Regions from separate parts of the Mus musculus genome. Here all the other regions are linked to region 1. A link is a loop called in an ENCODE intact Hi-C map of the cell type or tissue named here. Cell type or tissue: left cerebral cortex. All regions are shown on one strand.

The links. A loop is a pair of places that touch in the nucleus more often than their neighbours do. Peaks named below come from ENCODE experiments on the same cell type or tissue, not always from the same donor. Only the 100,000 strongest peaks of a DNase experiment are listed, where the experiment ranks them.
Region 2: a loop joins it to region 1, with 9 times the contacts of the local background. A loop is called at or near these places in 2 of 42 quality-filtered maps.
Region 3: a loop joins it to region 1, with 3 times the contacts of the local background. A loop is called at or near these places in 3 of 42 quality-filtered maps.

What each region holds. Positions count from the first base shown.
Region 1 is chr17:69,074,042-69,082,041 of GRCm38, forward strand. It overlaps a transcript of Epb41l3 not described here. Among named protein-coding and RNA genes, the nearest start is that of Epb41l3, 81 kb to the right of the region's middle. In left cerebral cortex, CTCF peaks have their summits at 1,734 and 3,566; DNase peaks (open chromatin) are centred at 1,638, 2,432, 3,425 and 5,313; H3K4me3 peaks cover 2,553 bases; H3K27ac peaks cover 1,150 bases.
Region 2 is chr17:68,915,221-68,923,220 of GRCm38, forward strand. No RefSeq gene overlaps it. Among named protein-coding and RNA genes, the nearest start is that of Gm36392, 45 kb to the left of the region's middle. In left cerebral cortex, a CTCF peak has its summit at 6,489 (motif pointing left); DNase peaks (open chromatin) are centred at 1,524 and 3,211; H3K27ac peaks cover 313 bases.
Region 3 is chr17:68,878,031-68,886,030 of GRCm38, forward strand. No RefSeq gene overlaps it. Among named protein-coding and RNA genes, the nearest start is that of Gm36392, 7.8 kb to the left of the region's middle. In left cerebral cortex, CTCF peaks have their summits at 3,788 (motif pointing right), 3,988 and 5,640 (motif pointing right); DNase peaks (open chromatin) are centred at 3,855, 4,008 and 5,577; H3K4me3 peaks cover 384 bases.

The DNA.
Region 1 (8,000 bases):
GTTACAGAAAAGAAAGAAAAGTTCCCCTGAGCAAGAACTACCAATCACATCCATGATAGTTCCAAAGCATCCGGCAGAAATGTCCTAGCACCCGTCCAGGGTGTCAGCATAGCAATGCACGACGGTGTAACCACCTGAACCCTGCTTCATCTTCTGCTATATCAGATGTTGCCCTGTTGATTAAGTAAACCTGGACTCCAGTTTGCAAACCACACCTTCATTCTGTTGGTTGTCTTACTCAATTCAGGTCAAAGTGCAAGTCTCTAAAGGAACAGTAGACCCAGGTTGCTGAAAGATCTCCATGTGAATGCTTTACAGCCTGGTGACAGTAAATACTCACTGTGGGTAGCAAGGGAGTGTTCTTGATCCCAGGGAGGACTCACTGGGGCCTGTTGAAACAAACTCTTTACTGTAAATTTAGGGAATCATTGTTACACAGTAGCATTGTTTCAAAGTAGCATTAGCCAATATTTGACAGGAAGTCAACATGAGGGGGTACCAATTTCCCCTAATGCAGCCCCCCACTAAGCTCCTAGTGTCTGAGTTCATTAATTACCGTTTCTATCACTTCCAGGCACAGAGTATTTCATGTGTGCACATTCTAGTTACACTCAACAATGTTACACCTGCACTCTCAGGCATAGACATTTCCCTAATGGACCATTAACTGTGCTATTTGGGCAGTTAATTTTGAAATGTTTCAAAACTGATAGGCACTTGGCAATGTAGCACATTCTCACAGAGACACCCAAGAGTCAGACATTTCTGGTTGATTGGATAGTTCTTCAGATTTGTGCCATTTATACATACACACACACACACACACACACACACACACACACACACACACTATCCCTGGGAAGGCTGTACCAAATCAGCTTTCCAAAAAGCTCTAAGCTCTACTCCAGGAACAGCTAAGAGGCAGAGTGCAAAGTGCAAGAGGGATGTACTTGAATGGCCTAGGCAGATTGTGCAGGTGCATGGGGGTTAGGTGTCCAGGGTAGATGTAGAGCCAAAACCCAGCAGATAATATACCCACTGTTAACCCACAAAGGCCTAAGGAGTCATATATAATACAGGCTGTGTAAACACATTGACATGGGGCATGGGTTTGCAGGCTGGGACCCTGTAAGCCAAAGGCAGGATCTTAAAAGCAAGAAGTTGACATAATTTGTCTTCAGGCCAAATATGAGGGTAGGTGCTGGGACCCCGAGGAGGAAGAACAACAACAGCACTATTCTGTTTGGGAGTGAAACTTACACAGGGCATCCCCAAACCAATTTCAGGCCTCATCCCTTGACTCCTTGCTACAATGGTTTTAAGTCTTTCCAGAAATTGCAAAACTGCAATGGCACAGTCAGAGAACACTTTACTTGTTCAAACGCTTGAATACGGGAAGGGGCATCACTCACAAACCCTTTCCTTCCTATTGTCTTTACAAACATAGAATTGTGTGTGCACTTGTGTGTCTGGGTATGTGGATCCCTCCTTGCAAAGACTGCTGGCTAGCAAGCCCCAAGGAAGCCTGGCATTAAGACTTTGCGAGCGCTCCCTGTTCCAAGGCCGAAGTAGGGCGGAGCCGAACATGGGGTCCGCCCAGGAGCAGGGCACAGCCAACTAGCGCACCCGGGGGGCGGGTCAGTTGAAGCTGAGCGGCACGGGTAGTCGCAGGCGCCCCGAAGCGCGCTGCAGGTGGCAAGTTGGAGGCGCTGCCGCCACCGCTGCAAGAGAAGCCCGGGTCTGGCAACCTCTTGCAGCCACCGTGAGCCCTTTCCCGCCGCTGAGTCCGAGCTCAGACCCGGAAAAAGCAGAAGGGAACAGCCGCTGTTCAGGGACTAGGAGCAGCGCTCCGGCTGCGTGCCCTTGCGCTACTTTGTTTTCTCCGAGGAAGGTTGCGCCTGGGGGCTGGGAACAGGTTCGGAAAGGAATCTAGAGCAAGGCTTCTGCTATCCAGGTGAGCACCTTTCCACCCGAGTGTCCCCTCTTTCCTTGCGGCAGGGGCCAGTGCAGTGCGCCGGTTTTACCCCATGGGCAGTGGCCGGGGCTCCTGCCCTTGGCTGAGGTCGATCCCTGAGAAGCCGGAAAGGGGCTATGATGGCTGGGCTGAAGGCTACCTGCTAGCGCCCTTCTGGAATGCGTAGGTTCTACGAAGCGAACGCTCGGGGTCGAGAGACCAGCAGAAAGGTGTTCTGGGGATAGCCTGCGGGCTTGCACTCTAGCCAGACTCGGCCCCCAGTTCGCCGCGTTGAAGCCGCAGCGACAGTGGGGCGCGGCTCCCCAGAGATCGCTTTCCCCCGCGACCTAGTGCGCTGGACCCGGGGAGCTCGCGAATCTCTGTCCCTAGGAGCCAGAGGCTCTAGAGGACGTCATCCCTCTCTGCTCAGGCAACTCCTCCTCCTCCCTCTCGCCTCCACCCCTCGGCATTGGCTGCCTAGCCAGCGGATTCGGAGGATTTGGAGATTCCGTGCCAGTGCCAACGCGCGCAGTGGTGGCTGCTGTCACTCTGCTCTCTGCCTTTGCAGGAGTTGGGGCGCTTGGGGATCGGACTCCCTGGCCCCCGCCTCCAGATTGTGAGCCTGGCTAGTTCTCTGCGAAGACTCGCTTTCCAGTACCCTCCGTGTTCCCTCCTCCCTGATACCCAAACCTTTTGCCCAAAGAGGGAATTTTAGAGCTTAGATCTTGCCTATCTTGGGTGGAATTGAGAAACCTCATAAGAAGGTGCTAGCCTTGGAGCTGACGGCCAGAACCTTCGTTTCCACCTCAGCACTTCAGACCAGCATGAGTGGTCAGGGACTTGACCTCCGAGTTCCAGGCTCCCTGAACGGCAGAGATAAGAGGCAGAATGAGAGGGTATGCTTGCTTTCGTGTGTGTGTGTGTGTGTGTGTGTGTGTGTGTGTGTGTGTGTGTGTGTGTGTGTGTTTTCTCTCGCACCCAAGTGTGTGTCCGCCGCCCTTTGCAGCCAACTGCAATGAGATACTCCAGCCAGTTGACGGGTATCTCAGCAACGTGGGGCTTCATGCTCCTCTCGCTCTTGAAGCGGTCCCCTCCATCTAAGCTTGTCCAGGGATGAAAATGTTATGGTTGGAGACTGCGCGATGAGGGGTGCAGGCTTTCGTGAGGCTAATTGGGCTGTTTTTCAAAATGCAGGGGAGCTCTCCTGGCCAGGCATTTCATCTTCAGGGGATCGGGCTATCAGGACCTCAGCTGGGGGTAGAAGGGGGTTGACTTGGCTCCCAGGAGGGCGTCGCGTCACCAGGAAGGCAGAGTTCAAGGGTCAGAACTCCCTAGGGCGCACCCTGCTTCAAAGCAGGAAAGCCAGGGGCGCTTGGGCCGAGCACTTAGCATGCTCAGCTGCAGGAGGTGCCCGGGCAGAGCTGCACTGGGTTGACTGGGGGACTCCTGGAGCTGGGATCTGTGAGCAGAAACACCAGTCTGAGGGCCGAGTCTGGTTCTGGGGTACCCGAGTCTCAGGCAAAGTTGAGAACCAGGTTTATACCTCTTGGTGGCTGCCCCTGCGGCTTTAAGAGCTGCAGCCGCGCGGTGCATTTGACTGGAGCCGCCTCTGGTGGTTTTTGCTTTTCCTTCTGCAGAAGGGAAGATGACAGGGTTTTCACTGGCCTGGATCTTCTTCCGGGAAAGTGTGGGTCCCCATGGTGAACTCTCCCTGGGAGCAAAGGGCAACCCCCGAAAGACACTCAAGGGCATGGGCATCTATGACCTCACGTGTAGCTGAATCGAGACAGGGCAGGTCAAGGGTTGCCAGGGGAAATAAGGTCAACCCAACCCAGAGGAGAGGTCGGATCCAGCCTTGGGCTCTCTCCTAAGCACACTTGGTGTTTAATATACACCCTGCCTCACAGACACTGGGCTAGTCGATCACACGGGTAATTCTCTCTGAAGTGCATTGGATTACTACTGGGCCGCAAGAGGACTGAAATCCACAAAACGAATGAAAGTAGAAAGGACTGTAAATCCCTGATCTGATTGCGATTTAAATCTAAATTCTATTTGAATACAAACAGACTCTATAATCTAGTAGCACAGGTCCATGTGGGGGCCCCCTACCCTGCATTTCTTATGACAGTAGAGAATAGGTTAAAATTTGCACAGGCCAGGTTGGAAAACTACTGTCTAGGAGAACGGGGAAGGTTGGGAGCCGGGTGAGTAAGATTTGAAATAGGAGAGATTTCAGCTCAGACTGGGATTTAGGTCTCTCCCTTACCTTGCTGTTCATAAGCATTTCTGAGTTGCTTCCTGTGCAGTTCAGACCTAAGCGACACAGCCATTAGACCAGGCTACCTGTCCTTTTGCTGGGGACTTGGGAATGGGCATTCTTTGTGCTGAGAAGCAGAAAAGCTATACTTATACCTTGACATATCCGTCTAGAAGACGGTGCTTTTCCTTTCACTGAGACACAAGCTGTCAAAAGTGGGGCTCTTCCACATACAATCGGGTGTCTACGCAACACATGAGAACTGATACTCGGAATGAAAACCACTGTCCTGGAAAGACGTGTAGTAATTTCTAGGATCAACTCCAGATTTGATCACTATTGAAATCATTTTAAACTCTTGATAACAATTATTTTTTGAGGACTTCCAGGCACTATCCAGTTACAGATATTTTAAAAATCTGGCATTGGTGAAATTGATTCAAACGAGAAGGCACATAGGCAATGACATCATATGGGTGGGGAGGGACCCCAGATGATGTAGCTGCTTAATCTCTGGGAAAATCTAGTGCCATCTGTGTTGGTTTGATGGAGAATAGCCTCCACAGGCTCATATGTTTGAATGCTTGGTCCCAATTGGTAGAAGTGTTTGGGAAGGACTAAGAGGTGTGGCTTGTTGGAGGAGGTTGGTCACTAGAGTTGGAGCTTTGAGGTGTCAGAAGACTGGGACATTCCCAGTGGGGCCCTCTGCGCCCCAGTCTACTTGCAGATTAAGATGTGAGCTCTCAGCTGCTCCTCTTGCCATCATGGACTCTGACCCTTGGAAACAGTTATCCCAACGAAACAGTTTTCTTCTATAAATGGTCCTTGTTACAGTGCTAAGCCACAGATTAGAAAAGTAACTAATGCAAAAATCCCCACTCCCCTGTTTCTCCAAGATAAAACCTATAGGTTCTTCATTTTAGCCCAGCCCCAAACAGTTCACTCTCTTTACAATATGCTACACGATAGCACACATTTTTTTTTCTGAAAATGCAAAAAGAAACTTTTAAAAAAAGATCAACAACAAAAGCAGGGTGTGATTTGTGTGGGATTTTTTTTAAAGTGAGGGCAGGCTGGCTGTGAATGGTTCATTAAAAAAAAAGATCCAGAGAGTGAGATGAGTCACAGTCCAGTCCAGACAGCCACTTCCTCATCTACAAGGAGAATAATAATCCCCTACATCTCTGTAAGAATTAATTTGCAACTCCAGAGCTCTCCGAGACACTTAGGAGAGAAGTGTGAGATGGAGCAAATGAGAATAAAGGGTTCTCTGATTCAGAGATGGCTTACCAAGGCCAGAACCACCATTGGAAAGACGGGACTTCTGCAAATACGTCATGACCTCACCCAGATGTGGAAGTAAAAGAATTGATCTTACAGAAGTAGAAAGTAGCAGAGTGGTCAGGAAGGAGAGGAAGGAGGATTGGTCAACAGGTACAAAAATGCAGTTCTCCCAGGGACTCACCTTCTAGAGTTCTATGACCCAGTAGGATGAGCACAGTTAAAAATGAGCTGTTGTGTGTTTCAAAATAGTAAGAGACAACTGTGAATGCTCCCAACACAAAGACATGATGAGTCTTTGAGGTGGTGAATATGTCGATTACTCTGCTTTATCTAATTGCTTATTGTAAGCATGCATTGACATATCATACTCTGCACCGTAGATATGCCCAGTCATGAGCTGTCACTTTAAATATAGACAAATAAATGGATGAAAATATGACTTCATTGAAAAGATCCTAGCTAATGAGACTACAGATTTTGAAAGGCACTGAACCTAATCTTCACAATTGAGATGGAAAAATCTACATAGTGAAGAGGCAGAGTTTATGACCTGTCATCTCACCAGGTCACCCTAGTGACCAAGGAAAAGGAAAGCATTTGTTTTGGCTTAAGGCTGGTTGTATAAAAATCTCTGAACATTTTATTCAGAGAAGTTTAGTGATTTGATGGTGTTACATAAAAGGAAAGATAGATGCATGTCCAGAATGTGTCCTGAAAAGCTAAATATGTCACAGCCTGCAGCTAATGCAAGGGACAGTGTCCTGTGCAAAGAAGTGAAGACATAGAGTTGAAAAAAGCCTGTCTTAGGATGCCGTGTCATGAGGAGGGAGGGAAGGAAGGAAGGAAGGAGGGAGGGAGGGAGGGAGGGAGGGAGGGAGGGAGGGAGGGAACAGATAACTCAGTGAAATTCAATGGTGATCCAGTCAGATGGCACTGAGCATGACTGAGAACCACTCTGGGCATTTTAGGCAAGTAGGATTCAGGCAAAGGGTTGATTACCAGTCCTTCACACTGAGAGTTCTGGAAACAGAGAGATAAATAGATGATAGATAGATAGATAGATAGATAGATAGATAGATAGATAGATAGACAGACAGAGAGGCAGAGAATTTATTTCCTGTCTGTCTGAGGTATGGTAGGTATGTCAATAAGCCTAATTCTATTTTTAAAAAATAAAATAAAAAAAGAGTGATCTGGAATTTGGACTCCTCGTTCCTGCCATGGGTTCATTCTATGTATCTAAGACCTCAGAGTCCCCATCTGTAATGAGTGTACAAAGAGGCTTTGGGAGAACTCAGTAACACACACACACACACACACACACACACACACAGTGCCACATCTAGCTTTGCCCTTGGCCTTCAGGGTAGCTCCCCAGAAATAGGTTCTCTGACTTCCAGAAGAGGAAGAGGCTCTTGGCTGGGTGAATGACTTCCAGCTCTGGATTGTAACAATTTGACTTCTGTTATAAATGTAGCCTCACTTGCTCCTCTGGGTTCCAAGTGCACGTTCCATCTGGGTGTCCCACCGCCACCTCAATCTAAGCAAAGACTAGACATCGCATTCTCTCTACAACCACCTCAAAACCTCCAAGTCCCTAGTCACCGGAGATAGAGACTGGTCTTCGTCTTTCAAGGCTTCCTTTCCGTGCTCTGCTCCCTGATAAGAACACACGACAGAATGTCAGGGCTGGGTGGCAAGGGCAGCTACTCCCAGTTCTCCCAGTTCCAAGGCCATTGGCCTCTGTCTACTCCATTGCTCCTGCTTAGACCGCAACGATATCACTCTAGATCACATCGGCTCTCGGTTCTGACCATACTGCTCCTTGCCTCCAAACTCCTCCTACTTCTTAGCCTTGTCCCCAGCATCCTGGACCTAAGGCAATCCCTATGCGTTGCTGTGTTTCTTTCCTGTTTCATTTTCATGACTGTGTCTCCTTCATTCCATCTTGTCCATTTTGAGCACCTATCAGTTTTCTAGATCAAATCCAAGCACTGCCACCCATGTGAAGTTTCCCATCTACAAGAAAGTACAAGTTTCACTTCTCCCATCTTTCCTTGGCTCTGCCCTTAACAGTGCTTTTGTTCCTTGCTGTACTTTATTGATTAGAGAGCTGAAGTTCTATGTCACCAATCAGTGCCTAATCATAAGTGTCCCTCATAAGTTCCCCCTTGAGTAAATGATGTCCAGAGATACTTTAGAAGAGGTGGTCACAAAAGAGGGACGCGAAGTGCCCTACTTAAGTTGAGTCAGAAGGCGGAAGAAGGATCCAGCCCCCATGAGCAAATCCTGATAGACAGGAGCCATTATATAGAAACTTCAAAAACTATCCTCTACCTCGTTTGTCTAATTACATGGATAATTTAAGCTTTCAGAAGCAGGAAGAATCTCTTCATTGTACAGATGAGAGGATAGCCATGTGAGCACCATAGCGCTTTTAAAAGCAGAATAGATGCTGTGGTTATAAAAAGAGAAATAGGAGCATAAGAATATGTTCTATGG
Region 2 (8,000 bases), 160 kb before region 1:
TTCTCTTTGATTTCCCAAGAATCCCCCACCCCACCCCCTACCCTGTAGATTCAAAACATTGCCTGACCACCAATCATTAGAATAGTTTCACAATAATTGAAGACTGCCTTACTCAGGGTTTCTATTCCTGTACAAACCTCATGGCCAAGAAACAAGTTGGGGAGGAAAGGGTTTATTCAGCTTACACTTCCACATTGCTGTTCATCACTAAAGGAAGTCAGGACTGGACCTTAAGCAGACCCGAAAGCAAGAGCTGATGCAGAGGCCATGGAGGGATGTTACTTACTGGCTTGCTTTCCCGGGCTTGCTCAGTTTGCTTTCTTATAGAACCCAGGACTTCCAGCCCAGGGATGGCACCACCCACAACGGGTCCTCCCCACTTGATCACTAATTGAGAAGATACCTTACATCTGGGTCTCATAGAGGCATTTCCTCAAAGGAGGCTCCTTCCTCTGTGTCAAGTTGAGACACAAAACCAGCCAGGACAAGAACTCTCCTGTTTCAGTTTTCTTGGTCATTCATTTTTCTTCCTTCCTCATGCTGCTGCCTGCTAATGGCATCCCTCTGGACTTCAATATGCCAAATCTTCCCCCAATTGGTACAGCCATCATCATCAGTCTGCTGAGGAGTTCTGCTGGACCTTTCCTTTTCCTTCTTCCTAGGATGCCATTTTGTGTACCTTGCATTGGCTTTGCTCCTCTGCCTTTGGGTAATATTCCTGTGGACCCACCGGGCTTTGATTGATCCCTTGACATCTTCAACTGTTCTCAAGGGTTCTGTCTTTTTCTAACTAACTCTTGGACAATAGTCCTCTTTCTTTTCCGGTGGCTGCAGAAGTTTCACCTATCGTAAACAGTTTTGCTCAAAACTATACTCAAAATTAGGATACTCAAATGCTCTTAGCCTGGCAGTAGCCCTTTGGCCACAGAACCCAAAAAGGAGTCACACTTTTGGTCCTTATGAACCCAAAATCATCAGCAACAATCCTTACTCAACTCTGAAAAGGACTATGCTCTTCATGTGACCCAGCAACAGGTCTGGAAGTTAGCCTTTAATGCAATCTCCAGATTATGTTGTGATTCAGTTTGGACAAAACTATCTTCTCCTGGTTTTCATTTTCTTACCTGCTATATTGTCTTCCATAGAAGCTGATGGTGCCCAGGCAACTTCTTCTGGATTTTTGTCCTCTTCCCACAACCTTGATGCCTTTTCCATTCCCTTTCATTGGAAATGAATTCTGTGCTTAACTTCTCTTGGAACTCTTGCTTTGGAATGATCCACTTTTCCATGGTAATGACTCAATGATGGGCCTTCTGAATTGGCTTTTTCTTGGGTCATCCCTTTGGCTTGACTATACCAGCCACAGCCTTTATTCTAGTCCTTTCTCCTTAAGTTGAATGAAGCCAAACTCCTAGCGGGTAGCGCTGGGGCCTCCTGGGCTCTCCTGGCAGGTAGTGCTGGGGCCTCCTTAGCTCTGGTACTGTTTCTCTTGCTGCTATTTTGGTGTCTTTTGCCATCTGGTGCTGTGACTTTTTGTTTCATCTAGCTTGCTGATGCTACCTCACAAGTCTTTGTGATTCAGTACTTTCTGCAAAGATAGATAGCTTTCCTGGAGTGATTTCCTCATCTGTCACTTCCTCTCAAATTTTGCAGAGTTTCCCTCTTTATTTATGTCACAGTGACAATGTCCTTACTTTGGGCCCACATTAGTTGTTGACTACTCCTCCTCTTCCTCCTCCTCCTTCCATTGACACAGCTGCTTTCTGGTTTCTTCTTCATAAGGGCACCTGATCTTTTCCAAATAGTTCTGACAATCCAAAATAACTAACCATTTCCCTGGTGCTTGGGTCTCATTCCTTGGTTGGTACTTTCTTCTTAGTGTAAATCCTCCCCCATTTATCTGCTGTCCTTACAACACTGTATGACTGGTTCTAGAATCCTTATTTTAACTCATAGAAATGCTGTCTTCTCCAAAAGTGATAGCCTCATCTAGCAGTCATTGTAAGGAGTTACCAAATCTTAACTCATTTCCATTAACAAAAAAAATTGGACTTCCAATATTGCTTCAAAAAATCATTCTAATAAGGATTTTAAATATCCGAAGAGGCTTGTGTTTTAGAGCCTGGATCTCTGTGTGCCTGTTGGAAAGAAGCAAACCTTTATGATGTGAAGCTTAATGGGAGTCTTCTAGCCTTTGAGAGTGACCCTTAAAAGAGGGTGATTGACAAAACGTGTGGGATTTGAGTCCCTTTCTTTTCTTGTACCATACCCTGGGGGGCGGGGAACAACTTTATGTTCTCACCATCTTTATCCATAATAGACCTCTTCATCTCAGGCCCTAAAGAAATAAGACTGTGTTTTCTAAATCTAGAAATCACGCTCATGTAATCTTTGCCTCTCTTTATGTTGATCATACCTCAGGTATTCATAATAGTGATGCAAAACCGACTAACACAAATAGAGATGCCCATATTATTAAATTAGAAGTATGTGACTTGTGAGAAACACTGAGTCGTCTGTAATTCCTGCTCCCTAAGTTATTAGTAGTATGAAACATCATTGGAAAGCTACAAAATCAAATCAGACATTAGTGGGGCGAAATATACTTTGGATGTTCAAATAGCAATTCCGTTTCCCTCATATTGATGCATTCCCCCAATGACCCAATAAAAGGCATTGCATGCTTTGGGATTACGATTCAAACAACTTGTTCAAATGCTTCTCTCATTTCTGTATTGAGTTATGAGCTCCTCTACATTTCTAGCAGCTGGGTACTCTTCAACGGGTAAAATTATCCATATTTACCTTTCCTTTCCCCTTCCAGCATGAGGTGTGGAATTCTTCCTCGGCAAATATCAAATGAAATATGAGAGAAATGTATGTAAATACCATGGCCATCAAAGTCTATTGCAGTAGTTACCAATGATACAAAGCAAGTATGTTATACTACCCATTAATTGACAGATACCAGAATCCCAGTCTCTGCCAAAACAAGATGAAGAACGTCATGGACTCATCTCAAATGCCTTATGAACCAGGACCACTTCCTCTGGCCTCTTACCAGTACTAGATAGAGCATCCACTCCACTCTGAACTGCTGCAGCCATGAACATGGGTCCTTCTTCCTGGAGCTAGAACCAGAGGTTTCCTTTTCAGGAGGAGCATGCCTTAGGGATTTCTCGGCCACCCCACATACCTGCTGTTCAAGCTATATTCTGGATGAGTGGGAACGAGTGTTAAGTTTATACAGCTTTCCTGGATAGCCGCCTCCTGAAGGATGTGGGCTATGCCTTGGACATGGCTTTGAGGAAATCCTGAAACTTTGTTCTTCCCTGGCTTGGAAGATGGCGTTTCACCTAGGTCATTAGGTTGAGGCTGAGAGGACCTGCTTCTCTTGTTCGAAGCAAAGGTGAATGCCTCCCAAAAGAAGGATATTGCTCAAAGAAGCTTCTCAGCACTCTACCCAAAGGCTCAACACTCTACCCAAAGGGACTTATTTAATTTGGAACAGAATGTGGAGAAGCTCAGACCTAAGGATGCTCTTGAGAGTAGTGGATGCAGCCGAGAAACGTAATTGACAAGAAGCTCGTGGACTGAATGAATACAACTGGAAAGGAAAAGGTAATCTGACCTCTATTGTCAGATGATATGACCTTATGTATAGAAAAGTCTGAGGAATCCACCAAAAGATATCCAGAAATATTGTGTGAGCTCAGCACGGTAGCAGATGTAGGAGTAATGCGCCCAAAGTCATTTGTAGTATTTTTGCATCATAATATGTACCTGAAATGAACAACTGAAAGTTAAATTAAGAAGACAATTCCTTTTGCAATCACATAAAACAATGTAGAAGGATAAATTTAGCAAAAATGTACTCTGATATATATGTATGTATGTATGTATGTATGTATGTATATATATATAGATATATATAGATATAGATACACACATATGACCTCTCTGAGTGGAGGCATTTCCCAAACAATTAGAAAGCAAACAATTTATTTAAACACTAAGCCTGTATGGCAAGTTATTAGAATCTTTGTCTAAGAAATAGTTTTGTATCTTCATGTGTGTTGAAGTTTTGAGTACCAGTGTTTATGGTAAGGTCATGCTTACACACTGGTATAAGTTAGAAAACCTGGAGGTTTTGTGGAAACACAGTGCTGACCGCTATCTATCCCTAGAAGTTTTTCTTAAACAACCTAAGGGTAAGTGGTCATATTTAAATTTCTAGTCACTTGCCAGGAAACATTAAAGAATTTTGAGAACAGCAAAAAGAGATGAACTGGTGGAGGACTAGAACTGCAACCTGGAATCATTCGTAAAATTAGTCTTTTCTCAGTTCTCATTCTTACCCACCATCATCAAGGTCAGGCCACTCGGCTGTAGTGAGGTGGAGTAAATGGCTTCTCACAACGCCACCTGAATCACTGTGTAATAGCACAAGCAAACGGGCAACTGTGTCTTGTAGTGCTACTGAATGGTTCCTTATTAGTCCTCCCCCAAACTCTGACCTGGTGTCCAATGGTTTCAGACTGAACACTTGTAAGAAAGAGAAGAGCCTAAGCTGTCACCACCCATTAATCACTTCACAATTAATGTATATTCAAATTCCAGATCTCAGACCCCATCCTGGGAAAGAGACCAGTGCTCAGAGGGGGCCAGTCCTGAGCCATGTTCTATCTCTCACATCTGCCGGTCTCTGATGATTACATAGTTGGTCTTTGACCTTTTCATCTGATTTAGCCTGAGTTACTTTGATTCCAGACTATTTGGTCTGGGGATTTCGAGGGTCTAAGAAGGCTTATTGACTATTTTCTTTTGGATTATGCCACATATGTTAAAAGTCACTGAGCAATGATATCTAAAAAAAAAAAAATGTCATTTGCTAGCGGAAGGGAAGAACAATATTTGATTCTTGTGTTTCAGGCCAGAAATGGAAGAGAACAGGGAACAGGATGGACTTTAGAAAGCAGTGTTGATAAGCTATTGTTATTAATAATTAAATATTCCTAATCTGGCTCTTCCTGACGCTTCTAAAATGTGAGTAAAGACATTTCATTGCCAGGCTATGGTGCTATAAATGGAGAGGAGTGTCCAAGTCAACGTGTACAGATTACCAAATGCTGCCTTGCTCAAGACTGATTCAAGACCATGAAACAGAATCATGGTAGGTATGTTCACAGTCCTGTGCATAAGCATCTTTAACACTCTTCATCAAAACATGTATCTTTCAATATTCTGCACTCATCTCAGTCCCTACATCTAACAGTCTTACTTGGGGGGAAGGGATGCCCCTTTTACATTCAGAAACATCTGGGCATCATTCTAGAAAATTGGATGGGGTGTTTTTAGTGAATGATGGTGGGTAAGGATGAGAACACAGCGGAGAACAAGCCTCTTACATGCACAGTGACTTAGTAAAACTGGAAGAAACTCTCTACCCATTCTCATAACAACATCACTCTGTTTCTTCTTCAGACATCATTTTCTGAACCAGACAAGCATTTATGTTTAGATCCTTCAGCCAGCAAAATATTACAATCAAATAAAAAGTCATGAAGTTATTACAGGCAATAAGAAATATATTTGCCTGCCAGTATAATTACAATTCAAAGCCTACTCAAAGTCCTCTTGTTTCTGTGGCATTGTCTCCTCTTATAATTGGGAATTAAGGTTCTAAATTGTATATAACATGACACCTTTAGAAGAAATGGCGTGAGCAAGTGTGACAAAGGAGAACACATTGATGCAAACTATAAAAATCGCACCCTAGGCCCATTGGACTTGCAAACTTTATATACCCCAGTACAGGGGAACCCCAGGGCCAAAAAGGGGGAGTGGGTGGGTAGGGGTTGGGGGGGTGGGTATGGTGGACTTTTGGGATAGCATTGAAAATGTAAACGAGGAAAATACCTAATAAAAAAAATTCAGATTAAAAAAATCGCACCCTGGATATACTTTTCCCTTAAATAACCTCCCCGCTAAGAAAGAAATCATCGAGGCTAATATTAGCAATATAGAATTTCAATGAAGTAGAACTGATCGTCTCTTCATTTTAAATAACACAATAGTTATTGGATGGCAATCACTTATAACAATAACACAAGGGGATACTGTTGCCCAAAGGTCCCCATGTATGTCATAGCTTAATAATCTCTTTTAAGCATTAATGACATTAATTTCTGGGTAGTTTGATGAGGTTCCATTAGCTCCTACATGCCATGGAATATAACCTCTATCTGAACAACTCTATAAAGGTTTTTTAAAAAAAACAGAGTTGATGAGATTTATTCAGAGATCATAGCTAAAGTATTGTGCTTACTATGTTATCTTGATTTAAAATGAGGGCTTCTAGGGTCTGGAGGGATTCACCATTGCTTAAGATCTCCGGCAGCTTCTTCTGAGGACCAGTGTTTGGCTCTCAGCACTGAATGGTGATTTACGACCACCTGCAATTCCATTTTCAGGAAATCAACGCCCTCTTCTGGCCTCTTCAAGTTATTGCATGCATAACTTGAAGAAGCACAGACACACACACACACATAACTAAAATAATATAAAATAAACTCTAAATTTTCCATTGAAATCCGTTGTTCAGAGAGCATTATATTCCCCTGCTGTCACATGTCCTTAGGAGAGGAATATTTCTGTCTGCTTGGGGTAGTGTCTGTCATACTCTCCCCCCTTTTGTTATAAAAGCCATCAGTCTGAAGAAACGCTAGATTGTGAAGAAACCTTCTATGTATTGTTAACACAGATAAAACACAACTTCCTGAATGGTGATTTGCAACAATCAGCAAGAATGGCTTCGGAGTTGAAGAGCTAAATAAGTCTGTCAGATCAGAAATCTAAGAGACAGGGAATCAAACATCATTAGTTTAAGAAAGCAGTAGCTTTGATTTTAGGCTGTACAGCAGTATCAGAACTGGTGCAGGACATAACACAATTGGTCAGAAAACAAGAAGTGGTATAGAAGATAATAAAAGACACATAAGACACTTTCAAGTATGAAATGTAAAACTTATTTATGCTATTTAAGTCAGAATATTCTTATTTATTCTTCCCCAAGTATCTCTTTCTGGTTTGTTTTGTTTTATTTTTTTATTTATTTATTTTCTACTTATTCACTTTACATCCTGCTCACTGTCCCCCTCCCAGTCACCCCTCTCACAATCCTTCCCCTTTACCTCCTTCCCTGCTCCTCTGAGTAGGAGGGGGCCCTCTGAGTATTCCCCCACCCTGGCATATCAAGTCTCCATGAAGCTTGGTGCTTCTTCTCCCACTGAGGCCAGACAAATGTAGCCCAGCTAGAAGAACATATCCCATGTATAGGCAACGGCTTTTGGAATAGTCTCCACTTCAGTTCTTCTGGACCCACATGAAGATGAAGCTGCACATCTGTTTCATATGTGCGGAGAGGCCTAGGTCCAGCCCATGTATGTTCCCCAAACATCTCTTAGTGTTGGCAAAAATGCATCATAGTGGCGAGTAATCTCTATTCAAGACCAGTTTGAAATCATACTCAGAAAGTTTTACTAAGAACAGTACCCATGAATCCTCTCTTGACTCTTTTTTTTCTTTTTTTTTAATTTATTTTTTACACTCCATATTCCATTCCCTGCCCCCCACCCCCCCATATCCATCCTCCGACTGCTCCATGCTCCACATCCCACACCTCTTCCCCAACCCATCCCATCTCCACATGGATGCCCCCACCCCCAACCTCACCTGACCTCTAAACTCCCTGGGGCCTCCAGTCTCTTGAGAGTTAGGTGTATCATCTCTGAATGAACACAGACACGGAAGTACTCTACTGTATGTGTGTTGGGGGCCTCATATCAGCTGGTGTATGCTGCCTATTTGGTAGTCCAGTGTTTGAGAGATCTCAGGGGTCCAGATTAATTGAGACTGCTGGTCCTCCTACAGGATCGCCCCTCTCCTCAGCTTCTTTCAACCTTCCCTAACTCAACAACAGGGGTCAGCTGCTCTGTTCA
Region 3 (8,000 bases), 200 kb before region 1:
GTAAGGATTAAATGATCTATTACTTGTAAGCCAGTCCTGTTTTGGGAACAGCAGTAGGGTCTGAGAAACTCTAGAATGGCTAGAATCTTGTTATCACAGGGTTAACGGGTTAAGAGTGGCAGTGTCATGCCCACTTCATTAAGTATCTCAATAGGGAGATCTGAAGATTTGGATTGGATACTGTTTTAATGTGTCCACCAACTATTCCTACGCTGGATTCCTGGTTCCCCAGTATGTTGGTCTTAAGATACGGTAGGGCCTACTAGAAGATAAGTCATGATAAAAGATCATTAGGAAGTTGCACGCATCAGCAAAGATTCGGGCAGTTCTGTTGGGGCCCTGGTTAATTCTCATGAGAGAACTTCTATAAAAGAGCAAGCCAGACACTCCTCAGAGTCTGGTCCTGCCTTACCAAATTCTCTCTTGTTTCTTAAGCACAGCTGTTGTAATGCCATGGGCCTTGGGACACAGGCAAGATCGCCATGCTTTTGAGCTTTCAAAAAACCTCTTTACCTTATTTATTTCTCAGCCTCATAATTTTCTTATAACAACAGAAAACTAACATGCACTGAGGTAGAAGTAAAAAAATGCTAGAAAGGAAGTTAGACATCACTCAAGAATTTTTCCTTTTAAAAAATTGAGAATTTCATATATATGTGTGTGTGTGTGTGTGTGTGTGTGTGTGTGTGTGTGTGTAGAGAGAGAGAGAGAGAGAGAGAGAGAGAGAGAGAGAGATTATTTTATATAGCACACACATATATAATTTTCTGAAGTCTTCTAATTCTTTAAATAAGGCCCCCTTATCTCTTTATCATATCAATTATCTACCTATCCATCCATGTATCATCATCTATCATCTATCTATATCATCTTCTATGTATCTCCTCTCTCTATGTATCTATTTATCTTTATATATCTATTTATCTATGAATTACCTATGTATCTATCACCTACCTATTATCTATCTATCTATCTATCTATCTATCATCTATCTATCTATCTATCTATCTATCATCTACCTAAATCATGTATCATTTTATTTGTACTGCTGTTTCTGTCCTTGTGGAAAAGCCTAAATACTAATTTATTTCCATAAACAACCTAAATTTCCCTTTTCTGAATAAAACAATAAACTGACACCTTATAAAGATTACAAGGTGAATATTTGGGGGAGGCCAGTATTTCTTCTATTATACACTATGTCAAAAGCTTTGATACATGCCCAAGAGCATGAAGTGCTTCCCACAACCAGGGTGTTGCCCTCCTAATGAGACTTAGAGCCTAAAATCTCCCTGAAGCCCCTGAAGCTTTTTTTAACTTACAAGGTAGTAGAGGGCAGGATGGAAGGCAAACTTTCAAAGAACCAGAACAGCTGAGGCTGGGCTAAAAAGTCTCCTGATTCAGAAAGAGGTTGGTTCAAATGTCAAGAGAAAGACTGTCCTTTGATTCACAACTGTTTATGTCCCTGGCTATGCAGAAGAGCATGGTCCGAGTGTTGTCTAGCAATTTCCTCCACGATAAAACATCCCATTTGAAGGGAAACTTACTAAGGTGCACAGAGAAAAGAAGCATACCTTAGCAAGGATGCTCTTTAATCTCAGAGAGCAAACACGTAAAGACTTCAGGAAGTCCCTAAAACTGATTAGCGTCACTAGGCTCCACCTTTCATGCCTATATAAGCAGAAAGGACTGCTGGGAGACTCTCCCAGACCAGGTGTGCTCCCTTGAAGAGACAAAGATGAGAGAACTTCTTGGAGGAGGCTCAGATCACTTGAGCTGCCTGAGTCTCTCCAACCTGCTCAGCTTTCTACAGGTTGTATTATGAGCTCCGGGTCTCTGTCTTTCATGGGTCATCACACATGCAGGATGGGTCAGCTTACTGAGAGTGTGTTGAGTCACCTCAGCTTCTGTAAGTACCTCTTCACCAGTATCCCTGCAAGTAGCCCCAATAAAACACTGACCAAGTTGGTCTTTGGCGGTGTCCTTATTTTCATCCATCATTTGTTTCCCCACTTGGTGTAGCTACATGTTTGCTCATATCTCCCCAGGAATGTCACACAACACTGAGGTTGACTTAGAACACGTCAACTTACTGGCTAGCTGAGTCCTACTAAAGTTGCCAGAAAGGTTTGACAACTATCACAACTGCAAGTCAGACTACAGAAGTTCCTTTCCCAGCTGGGAGCCTGGGAATCAGAAAGGCACAACATTTATGAAGTAAATGTCACTAGCTTCCACTTCAAGCATTCTTTTCGAATAGAAACCATGAAACGTGGCAGGGAAATATGGCCTAGGCTCCAAATAAGAGAAGGGTCGCCAGTAGCAAATGTGGGTGACCTAGACACTAGGGTGATGGTCAGACAGGGTTGTTCACCTCATTCTGACAGAGCTGAGGGGAGATTAACAAGTAACTGACCTCTGGGCAGTAAAGCTGTGCCTCATGGGAATCTGGGTTACCAATCCGGAAGCTACTTTGTACCTACTGTAGGTGGCCAGGTAAGAAACATACACCATGGGTTATGAATGTCCGGCTTCATACACTCAGAGGACAGAGTCACACATTGGGGAAAGCTGACATCCAGAAGGAATCCTAGAGTGTTTGGCTGAAATTGTAAATACCAGAGTAAGAATCCAAATGTTTAAAAGCAAGTATTAGTATTCAGTGGGGGTTAAAATTAAATGTAAAAGGAGTAAGAGCAGATAGAAAATTGTCCTTTAGACTATCACAGAAGAGACCCAACCGCATATCTTAAAATCTTAAAGCTGGGCATCTTCAGACTCCCAGCAGATCTCCTCAGGAAAATAATTAACTTCAAAGAAAATTGTGTAGCTTGAGAGTGGAGAGCTTCAGAAGTCACCAATAAGTAACCAAGACTAATGCCAATAACATGAAGGGCCACCCCATTATAGGCCCCATTACTATACTTCTGTAGTGTCTGTTGGTAATGTATTACCCAAATCTCTTCACAAGAAAACAGCAGACAAAGCCAAACTCAAGAGATAATCTACCAAAAACAAACAAACAAACAAACAAACAAAACAAAACAGAACAAAACAAAACAACAGCACTCAATAGAAGTCTGGAGAAACAGGAAACTACCAAGGTTCTGCTATGCACTGGAGACAGAGACAAGACAACTAAACACAAGATGGGATCTTAGATTGGATCCTGGAACAAAGACAACAAAAAGCTGGGAAAATCTTAAGTGCAGACAAACAGCTATTGTTTGGTGACTAGGAACATGGAGGTATTCACCCCTCCTTCTGGTCACTGTCCAAGGGTCAGGCTAGATGTTAACAGGAATCAGAACAAGCATGGGCAGATCTTTCCATGTTGTTCTTGCAAGTTTTCTGTAAATCTAAAACTATAGTGTTAAAAGGATCCCAAGGGATCCAGAGGAGAAGAAGAAGAAGAAAAAAAATGAGGCAATATGACTTGAAAGAGAACTTCCAGAAAGGCATATTAACTGATTAATAGATACATAGTAACTGATAAATCTAAACATAGTAAAAACGTTTTAAATGAATCAACTAGAAATGTCAGAACTAAAGAACACCGAGATCTGGGCTGCAGAGAGGGCTCAGCTGGTCCAGGCACTTGTAAGCTACCCCTTCCAGCCTGAGTTCCCACCTGGACTCCCACAAAGTGGCAGAGAACTGGTTCCTGAGCATTGTCCTCTGACCTCCCAACCCACGGGGCACAGTCAGGCACACAGAAAAACAAACAAGAAACAAATAACATTTAAGAGAGCGCTGACAGTTCAAAGTAGGACCCTTTTATAATTGTGCCGCCGCTAGGTGGAGCAGGTGGAGGGATACCTGTGCGACTCGTTTCCTAGGACGTTCTGATAACAGCCACGTTTGGGAACTACTCATTGAATGAACATTATGATAAACGTCACTAAACGTGGAGTATGATGAGGGATCCTAAGGTTGCTGCTGCGTTTGAGGATTTTGATTGCGTTCAGCCGCGTGGAAAGGGCACAGCACAACACAGAAGATGATGGCGGCGGCGGCTGGAGCCAGAGGATCTGTCTTTCAGTGTTCCTCTGCTTTCTCTCTCACCAGAGGCCACCCTTGAGCATATCCCGGTCTCCATGAACAAGAACACTGCTTCTGCCCAGTGAAACCCTTCACAAAGTCTAAGGCTCTTCATAGGAAAAAGTTGTGGGGAGCTGGTCACATAGGTCTCCTCTGTTCAGCACATACTGAAATTTCAGATTAACAGAACAGCAACCACGGCCAGCTAGGAAAAGCTGAAATTACAGAGGCACTGCTTGCCTTCAGTCTCATGGCCTGGCCAATGGCAGTTCCCAAGCAGCCCTCTGCGGGAATGGCATCATGGATCTGACATACTCAATCCCTCATTAACATTGACACTGCACTGAGCCCTTCTGTGAACACAATCACCATGTTGGCTGTTTTACATACATTGCCTCATATAATCTTCGTGGCAATTCTCCACATTGGTATTGATTTTTCTAGAGGGGGATTGAGACTTACAGATAGCCCCCCCCCCCAATTTATACTTACACACTTTAAAAAAATTAATATATTTATTTGTTTACTTACATCCCAACGGCAGTTTTCCCTTCCTCCTCTCCTCCTAGTCCTTTCCCCACACCAAGATGACACTTCAATTCTGGAAAAACAACAACAACAACAATTTAACAAATTAATCCCATTACACAGCATGTAAGCAATTAGCTATCCTTCAAACTCACAGTTTGGTTCATGCTGGCTTGAATCTTTGATTTTTTTTTTTTTTTTTTGAATTACAAAAAGCTAACAGCTACCCTCCTTCTATATGGAACTTTTTTTTTTCATAAAGGGTGTTTCCAAAAGTACCTAAAAGCAAATTTTATAAACCTCCTTTTTAAACAGCCACCACTTATGTAAGTAATAAGTAGTATATATGCATATACCTAAGGTAGACCCTGAGGCTTAATGCCATCCGGTTAGTTCCCACCTCTCTACACTGCTGCACTGGGAGTAAAGGTTTCAACACACGCTTGTGGAAGGACAGCTTGGCACCATAGCAACAAAACATTATCCTCCCCCCCCCCCATAAAACACCTATATTATTCATCCTATAGTACAGCGGAGCCCTCCATGTTCCAGTGGAAGGATTTCTGGATAAGAAGCACATGGGTTCGGTTTACACAGTTAAGTTCTTTCCTGACAGATGCCATCGCTGACCATCCTTAAATACAGAAATGCAGGTAGAGTTTGGGTGTGCTAATTGCACACATGAGCCAGTATATTTCTCTCACTGCTACATTCCACATGGAGAACAGCTGTGACCTGACAGCTTTTGCAAAAATGTATTCAGGTACAGTAGCAGCGAACTGTATCCAGATGCCTACATGCTGCTCTATGTCTGAAAGGAAGCTGGGAGTCAGAAACCAACAGCCATCAGATGTGTCTCACCTTCAGATAAATATTTCATGCTCACAATAACTTTTTCCAAATGCAGCTTGACTTTCAAGTACACTGACACTTGTCCAGGCAGCGATCTGCACAAAACACAAAGGCCAAGGGAACAGCATTTTAATTTAATCACAGGCCCTGTGAATATTCTCCCTCTGTGGGAAAACCAGGGCCTTTGGTACAGAATAGTAATTACAGCCAGTAGATGGCATCTAAAAGCTAGGATAATATTTCAGATCTATATTTAACCCCAGACTTGCTCATTTCCAAAGGTTGACCCTCTAGCGTTAGTCATATTGAATCAATTTTAATTTTCAACCCTATTCACACCAGAGTTGAACTTAAGATTTTTTTCAACCAATAAACTCTTATCACTTTTACTGCTCACATAGTGCTGCTGCAGTAAGCAGACTAACACAATACTACTACACAGTAAGCAGGTTAATGTGGGTTCTCCGAGCAGCTATCATTTAAAACATTAACCATTGAACAAAGGCTTGTCAAGTATCCTTGGTGTTGCCTGATTGAATAAACCAAACTGATAAATCTTGGACCAGGACCAAAAGATATAATGAGTCTCACACCAAACACCCTTCAACTTGGATAAATTCCAGGGGAGTCAACTGAGTTTAAAAGTTTCACAAACAATTATATTACTGAATAGGGCACAGCAGAGAGAGAGAGAGAGAGAGAGAGAGAGAGAGAGAGAGAGAGAGAGAGAGAGACAGAGAGACAGAGAGAGAGAGACAGAGACACAGAGACAGAGACACAGAGACAGACAGAGACACAGACAGAGAGAAGCCAATAGATTGAGTTCTGTTCCATGCAGCTCAATTTGCTTTTGAGTTGCCTGTATTTAGCTATCTGCAATTACAACAAATGAAAGTCATTAAAGACATATTTATTTTCTTACACAACCTCAACAGGCCTCGCCACATATATATAATATTTTTGGAATGCTGTCCACAGTTAAGAGACTGGATATTTTAAAGAGACATTAGCCTTTAAACAAGTGTTACAAGATTTAAGGATGATGAAGTTTTAAAAGTTGTGCTGTATTTTGTATCGTGATATTAACATGACCCCAAGGGGATGCAAAACAAAGAAAAGGTATGGTTTTCAGAGTGATGTCTTTGTCAAATTGACAAGGGTCAATAGTGCTGATCAGTTTTGATCAACTAGATTCAACTGAGAAACTCTCTCCATCAGACTGGTATGCGGGCCTATCTATGGGAAGTTTTTATGGACTGTTGTACAATCCCTGGGCAGGTAGGCCTGGGCTGTATAAAATGACACCTGGGTGTGAGCAAGCAACTTTCTTAGAAGAGCCATCCCTGCCTCTACTGCTTGAGTTCCTCTGTGACTTCCTCAGTGATGGGAAGGATGAGATGTGTGACCCACTCCTCAACCAAAATGAGGCAGACTCCAGGCTCACTTGTCCCGGCTCTGCAACACCCATCAAGAATCAAAGATCTCAATTATGGATCATTAATGTATCTTGGGACAGTTTCTAGGTGTTTCTGTATGTTTTGGTAGATGACTTGTTGACACACTGATTGCATAAATGAAATAGCACTCGTGTGAAAGCAATGAACAAATGTCTGGGGTAGGGTGGGGGGCAAAGAAAGGGAGAGAACCAAGCCAGAGACCTGGTTCTTTAATCATGAGCCACAGAAGAGTCAAATCCCGTGTCATCCTGCAGTAAACGTTACATCAACACTTCATCTGATATTTATAGTATAACAGCAGCCCTGCTGTCTGGGTCCACCAGACATTTCTTCATCCCTCATTCCATCTTCCTACCACATTCTCACTTTCACATCACTCTAAGGTATTTTCTGGTGCTAGTGGCAGACAACGGACCAGAGAATGCTGCTACAACCAGAAGTTTAGAGCATACGACAAACACAGCATCCTTCCAGATCCTGGTGAACCTGCACTATGTCTTATAGATGGGAAGATTACCATTCTATTTCATCCAAGGACGATGGACTGGCTGATACATGGATGCGAGATTCTTCTGTTCTACCCGAGGATGCTTCAGCTAGATACAAGGACTCAGTTCACAAAGAACCTTATAAAAAGACAAAAGCACGTGCAGTGGATATTTCATTAAATGTCGTGCATGCACATGAAATCTTCACGAAGGATAAAGCTCAGAGATTACCGATGCTTGGTATTTTCGTACGTCTCTAAAACATAGAATAAATGAATGTGTGAATGAATAACAGAAAGAGATATGTTTCTGAACCAGAATATTGAAATCTAGAAGTATTACTAGGAAAGATACTAGAGTCGGTAGAAGTTCACAGATGGCTAGGGTCCCTCCAAAGAGCGTCTTCTCAGATTCATGGTTTCTCTAGGACCAAGCTCTTGTTATCAGGGCTGGTCTTAGGCTTTTGTGTGTTTTAGAGGTCCCTCCTCAAAGAACATGTGTGGCTTCTTCTGTGGGGGGAAGTTCAAGCCAAATGGCAACCCCAACATACCTGTTCTTTTTGTTTTCGAGACAGTGACTTGCTCTGTCATTCAGATGCATTGGATGTAGCATGTAGCCCAGGATAGCCTTAAAC